Regions from separate parts of the Homo sapiens genome. Here region 2 is linked to region 1. The links are chromatin contacts, found by Hi-C in ENCODE. All regions are on one chromosome and are shown on one strand. Each heading gives the region's core, a stretch centred on a gene start or an enhancer-like site at or near the end of the contact. The rest is flanking DNA. Distances are from core to core; before and after follow the strand shown.

Region 1 (3,350 bases), core at 254-2,753:
TTAAAGCCATTCAGTGGTAATAGTACCACCTAAAACATTAATTTTAAAAATTGAGACCGCTTTTCATATTGATTATGTATATATGATAGGGACCAAAATTGTTAGTGTTAAAATGTAAAATTTGCCCGGTTTGGAAATATGTTAAAATCATATATTAAAATCAAGGTATTTAAAAATATCTAGATGAGTGACATTTTCAAGTTTCACTTGGACGACTGATGATGTACATTACATTAGCATGTATTTTCTTCACCAATCCTTTAGTCATGGCACATTTTTCTACTGCAGTACCCAAAGATATTGGAGTCTTAGCTTTAAAATTAGTCCGTCTTCTGATCCAGAGTTGCTAATATCAAATAGTTTGAACTGCAGTATATTACACTAACTTCTCTAGTAACCAGAACTACATTTTTTTCCCACTCTTACTGTCCTTCAGTTTTAGAATTATCAACAAAGAAAAGAAAAATAACTATGAAAATATTATTATGAGGATAAGGGAAAAATATGCAATAATAATGGTAGAGAACAAAAAGGCTTCTTTCTACCTTCAAATAGCAGTAGTGAGTCTAAAGAGGATCTTCTGGAGGTGGCTGTAAGGCAATCCATGAGCAATTATCACATAGACTGATAAATACCCAGTCATTATTTTTCCCCTCTGTCATCACAGGAATCTTTCTTTTCCTTTTTTTTTTTTTTTTTTTGGCTTAGATAGGGCACTTTTTCCCATCTCTTAATCACTTCCTCAACTCTCTCTCTTGCCCAGCAGAAAATTATGGGATAAGGAAGGGAGTGAGGCAACAACATGGCACTGTACAAATGTGACAAATTCATAAAAGAAACCAAGTGTTTTCTTTAGAAGAATGTTGTAGTATCCAGAGCAAGAAGTTGAAACCAATCTATGAATTGGGATATGAGGGTAAAAGACATCAATAACACACTTAGCACATATGAAGTACCTACAGCGGAAGAGCATTGCGCTGGTATTGAGAAGGATGCAAGAGTATGTGAGGTCCTCAGAAAGCATTCACTAGACTCAGAATTTGGTGAGAGAGGCACTAAGAGAAGCAAGACCGAGCTTAGTCCCAGCTCCTGCACAGAGTTGTATAACCTAGGCCAAGTCTCTGAACCTCTGACCTGTTTCCTCCTCCATCTGTCCTAGTTGCTGTCCGGGCTATGAGGCTCCAAACGCTTTGGGAAAACTGTCAAGTGATAAAGCCTCATAAGAATGGAAGGCATTCTTAGTCTGCTCTGCGTCTGCTGTGTGCTAGGGGCTGTGTGAGGGCACCGTGAAGGTTACAAACCTGAATCAAATTCAGAGCCTGCCTTTCGAGAGGGCAAATAATGTATCCAGGGGTTCTACCGCAAGGCGGAGAGATGGGTTAACATTCTGATCAGATTAAAAAGGCCTGCCCTCCTTCTCATCTCCTGGGTGGAGAAGAGGAGTGGGCCTATCAGAGCCCTTCCCAGCAGCTCCTAACGGCCCAAGAACGGCGCTTCGTGGACAAGACCAGGAGGGCGCGACCCCCAGGCTGATCTCGAAGCGGCGCAAGCCCAGGCCCGTGGAGAGTGGAGCCCGTGGAGGGTGGTCGGGGGGAAGCTTATAAAGTCTTCAGTGTCAGACTGGAAGGAGTCGGGGGCCAAGAAAAGAGGCCAGCCAGTCTCCTGACATCCCCTCCACAGCCTGCAGGGGCGGATACCCGGCCCTGGGCGGACAGCTCGCACTTCCTTTCAGCCCGCCGGCCAGGCCTACCGGCTCCACTGCAGCGGCTGCTGCGCCCTGCATTTCCAAGGCAACCGACGTCCTCCTCCCTACTCCCTCCCCACCCGCCCTAGCTTAGCCGCGAACGGCGGGCCGAGCGCGCCATCTGGTGGCGACGCAGGGAAGGGTCCCGGCCGAGCGCCCGCGCCGCCGCCTTGGTAGCAGCGGTAGCGCTCTCCCGCCTTCCTCCGCGCGGGATTTTCGGCGTCCCTCAGCCAGCTGGTCTCAAACGCTCACGCGCTCGTTGGCTCCCTTTAGTCGCAAGCCTGGAAGTTGGTGACTGTAGACACAGGGCCCACGGGCTTCGTGCTGTGACCGTGAGCAGGTCATTTGGATCTCAGAGTTTGTGTCTTCCGCTGTAAAATGAGACGCCTGGACTCGGTGGCGCTTTCCGCACAGTTCGGGGGACGGGGACGGGGCCTGGTTGTCTGGTGAGGCTTCTGCGCGCCTCTGTCCCGCTGCGCTCCTTCCACAATGGCGGCTTGTCTTCTTTCTACTTTCGTGCACTAATTCTTTGGTTTTAGCTCTTAATAAGAATGGCAGGTCCCTGGACTAAATGCTTACAGGGCAACTTCCTGCTGTATAAGTCCTTGATTCTGTTTTTCTTCTCGCTTTCCTTTTTTGTTCGTAAACCTAAAGAAAGGAATTTAAGTCCAGCATTTCCCACTCTTCGCTTTTTGCTGTTCTTTCCTCCGAGAGAGAAAAAGAAAATCCTACACGTACAGCCTTTAAAGTTCCTCTTTCCTCTCCTGCATTATTTCTCATTATCTGCCGCAAGATAATTTTCTTTTTTTGGTACTTGACACTGGCTTTGAACGGACAACTTTTTTTTTTTTTAATGAGTGGAAATATTCATTTATTCAGCACTTAGAAATAACAGTTCTTGATAATATTATGATTTATAATTTATACATGGTGTATTTTAATGAATTGCAGGTGTTTAAGAAATAAGTAATATAGCAGGGCGCGGTGGCTCATGCTTGTAATCCCTCACGCCTACAATCCCTCACGCCTGTAATCTCAGCAGTTTGGGAGGCCGAGGTGGACAGATTGCTTGCGGTAAGGAGTTTGAGACCAGCGTAGGCAACATGGCGAAACCCCATCTCTACGAAAAATTAGCCAGGCATAGTGGTGAGTGCCTGTAGTCCCAGCTACTTCGGAGGTGGAGGCCGAAGAATTGCTTGAGCCTGGAAGGCTGAGATCTCAGTGAGCCGAGACTGCCACTGCACGGGTGACAGAGCGAGCCTCTGTCTCAAAGAAAGAAAGAGTATGTACCTGGATATGTATTTTTATTTTTATTTTTATTTTTTACAGCTTAACGAGATTTTTTTATTTTCCTGACTTTTTGCTTTGGAGAATTAGTCAGTAGTTAAGGTCTATCTTGTTCGTTTACTATGGGGTTTGAATTTGAGATGGGGCTGACGTCACTTTGGGGCCCTTTTCTTTTCTTCTTTTTTTTTTTTTTTTTTATTGATCATTCTTGGGTGTTTCTCGCAGAGGGGGATTTGGCAGGGTCATAGGACAATAGTGGAGGGAAGGTCAGCAGATAAACAAGTGAACAAAGGTCTCTGGTTTTCCTAGGCAGAGGACC
Region 2 (3,568 bases), core at 23-2,522, 820 kb before region 1:
TTTTGGAAATAACTATTTTACGTAGATCATTCAAGTTGAAAATTAGATATTACACAGGGAGGAGAGAGACTGCAGGAGGAGACGATTATTCCTGAAGGGATGAGGGAATCCTGAACTCAGGCAGGAGCACCCCTTAGCACATTATGGGCCATGATGTCTGCTTGGTACTTACAACGGGGCTAATGCTGGCACCGGGAGCTTTGAAGGGGTGTCAGCAGAGGACCGTGCCAACTGTCTGTCAGTAAGTCTAAGGGTTCACGATCCTTATGAAAGTGGCTGCCACTTCCCTTCACCTAACAACTATTTATTGTGCAACTACATACCAGGCAGTGAGCTAGGCAGTGAGGACACACAGGTTCACAGGCAAAGAGCCTCTCTTCATGAAGCTTACATTCTAGACAGGAGATAGTCAGTAAACAATCAGAAAAACAAGCGCGCTACTGACTGTGTTAAGTTCTCTAAAGAGAAAAACCCCTTCACTCTATAGTTCCTAGTGCAGGCTGACATTGAATGGGATAGAGGAAAGGCCTTCGAGTTGACAACTTAGTGGAGAACTGAGAGGTGGGAATGAAGTAGTGGTTTGCAAGGCTGGAGTATGAGCCTTCCAAGGAGAGGCAATAGCAAGTGCAAAGGCCCTGCAGTGGGAGGGAACCAAGTGGGGTGAAGACACAGGAAGGATCAAGTATGGCCAGAGATCAGTGAGAAGGAAAGAGTAGAGTAGGATAAGTCTGAAGAGGCTGGCAAGAGCCAGTTTATGGGAAATCTTGTAGGCCCTGAAAGTTTGGATTTTATTCCACACACAACAAAGTGTTTGCTTTAAAAGGAATCTCCTGACTACTGTGTGGAGAAAGTATAAAATTAAGTTTGGGGCTAGATGGACCCCAAGATCCCTGTCTGGCCCCAATAACCCATGGCAAACTCCATGGGGTCCTCAGAAGTCCTCTTAGTAACTGTGGCTCCTATGTCAATGATGCTTAATAGAAGTATCCGCAAAAACAGAAATGTTCTGTATCTGCATACAAGTGGCTCTTGAACTGGAAATGTGGCTAGCGTGACTGCAGAACTGGATGTTAAATTTTATTCTATATAGACTAATTTATTTACGTTTATATAGCCACACGTGGCGAATGGCTATTATATTGGACAGCACAAGGCAACACTGAGCACCGAATGCCTGAGGATTTCTACTCCAAATCCTGAAGGCACGCCCTTCCCCGAATGTTGGGAGAGTGCGAGGATATGCTGACCCCCAAACGCAAATCCCCCTCTGTGCATTTAGTCTTGCCAAGATGGAGAGTCTCAGGCGGGCATTCTGAGCTGCTTCTTGTCACTGGGGAAAACCACGTGCACGCAGTGCTGAGGCGCCCCACGCGCGTCCTCAGGGGAAGCCAGGCACTGAGAACAAAGGTTGTGGGACCGCTCTTTGAGGAACTCACCAGCTCCGCGAGCTCGCGGCCGCCAGCGCGGTCCACCCATTGGCGGGAGAGGACTCACAGACCGCAGCTCCTCACCCCGCCTGCTCCGCAGCGGGACCGCGTAGACCTCAGCTCCCCGAGCAGCGCAGGTGGGCCAGGGAAGGAGAGGACCGAGGCAAGCCACCACGCGGGATTAGGGGTACGGGGACCCCTCGCCGCGCAGTCGCCTCTTTTTCACAGGGATGGGGGCAGGGGTGGCGCCGGCTGTCACCCGCACCGGATCTGCTTCCAGGGCTTGGTTTCGCTTTGCCTGGCTCTTGGCTAGGCCTGGCGCCCCGCGCGGAGCCGAGCAGGTGGCAGCCGAGGAGTGGCGGGGGCTGGAACATTTAACCCTTTGGGAGCACCTGCCCTCTCCCAGAGGGCGCGTCCCCGGATCAGGCCCGGTGCCCCGCAGCGCGCGTGGGTCCTGGCTGGCTGGAAGGAGGCCCTGACCTTGCTTTCTCTCCCGTGCCAGGTCTGCCAAGGACCATGGGTGCCGCGCTGGGGACAGGCACGCGGCTGGCTCCCTGGCCGGGCCGGGCCTGCGGCGCCCTCCCGCGCTGGACACCCACCGCGCCCGCCCAAGGCTGCCACTCCAAGCCTGGCCCGGCGCGCCCTGTGCCCCTGAAGAAGCGCGGATACGATGTCACCAGGAACCCTCATCTCAACAAGGTAATGGGCCAGAGGGCAGGACGGCCCGCGTTGCGATCCCGTGGCTGCCGGAAAATTGCGCCCCGCCCCCTGGACCCAGAAAGGATCCTCCCGGGCGCCCTTCCAGCGGTTTTTCTGTTTTTGCCTTGCAGGGGCTTGTTGTGACTTGGTTTGGCTTTCTTGTCCCTCCTCTCCCTTTTATGCGTGGAGAGAGGCGACCAGTAATGCAGGGAGCCTAATTTCTTCTGCAGTAACAACACAGACCAGGTTTAGATCCTCGCGGTCAGTCTGACCTGCGGTCAGCTCTCCCCTTGATGCTTACTAATTTTATTGGTCTTGGGCAGTTCATTTAACCTACATGAGCCTAGGTTTCCTTATCTGTAAAAGAGATATAATTGTCTTAGGAATGTCGTGAGATCTAAAGAGAAAATGCGGGTAGAAAATGGGGGTACGTTAGAACAGTGCCTGGTACCCAGTGGGAGAATAAATAAGGTTATGATTATTATTCTGAGAAAAAGATTAATTTGAGAGCAAGGATGGAAAAGTCTAGACTTATAGAAATTTTCGAGCTTGCAGGAGCATTAGAGATCCTAGTTTAAACCTCTTCTTTTACAAAAAACAAGACAAAGGAAACTTGCCCAAGGTCACCAGCTAGTTAGTTCTGGCTCTGCCACTGGAATCCAGATCTCCAATGCTTTGGTCGAGTTCAACCCACCGCTAGCTCTTTTGTATTTGTTTTTGGGAATAGAGTTTAGTATCTTTGGTTCAGAGGATTGGGTGAGAGAAATAGAAGCAAGGACAGATTTAGTCCTGTCTCCCCCTACCTCCTCAAATTAACTCACATATCTCATTTAACTTATCTGAGGCCCAACTTTCTCCAGCCTAAAATAGATATTATGATAGACCCACCATTTCTATCTCATTTGGTTATTGTGACAATAAAATGAATCACTGAACTTGAAATCATATTTTAAACTGTATAAAGTGCTGAATAACAATTACTGCAAAATAAATTTTTTTTTCATAATTGCTCTGACTCTGGATTGTGAAATTCAGGTGAGGCAGTCTGTATGGAAAAGATGTTTTTGAGAAGTAGGAACAACTATATAATGTGAAGTATTGTGACTGTTTCCTACAGAACTAATAGAAGCGGCTAAGGAAAAAAAAATCAAAATCAACCTCTATCACATTGGAGTCCTGCTCTTTCCAAAAGAAACCTTAAATTGTTTGGACGCTACCACTTTCCAAAGTGTTCAAGGTGTTTGTTATCACCTTGAATTACTTTGCTAGTAAGCGTTAGAAAATACAAACTGGCTTAAGCACACAAAGGCTCCTTTATCTAAAGAATCTAGAGGAAGGGTTGCAGGCACGGCTTGAACCACAAGCCCAGATGGCATTGCTCAAGATGCAGATTCTCTCTGGCTCTCTACTCTGCCTCTCTGCAAGGTCAGTTTCATCCTCAA

Evidence for each region. Hi-C counts contacts between places; a loop is a spot of excess contacts on that map. Pooled maps may share reads with other maps.
Region 2: a loop to region 1 is called in a pooled map, with 6 times the contacts of the local background. The contact joins the promoter of ME3 here to the promoter of CCDC83 in region 1. A Hi-C loop is called at or near these places in 7 of 50 pooled maps.

Annotation. Positions count from the first base shown.
Region 1 is chr11:85,853,536-85,856,885 of GRCh38, reverse strand. CCDC83 (coiled-coil domain containing 83) reads right to left here and starts at 1,503. Exons shown (of 11, transcript NM_001286159.2): 1 at 1,302-1,503. It also overlaps a transcript of SYTL2 not described here.
Region 2 is chr11:86,670,320-86,673,887 of GRCh38, reverse strand. It overlaps ME3 (malic enzyme 3), which reads left to right and starts at 1,272. Exons shown (of 15, transcript NM_001161586.3): 1 at 1,272-1,564; 2 at 1,930-2,126. The coding sequence starts at 1,944.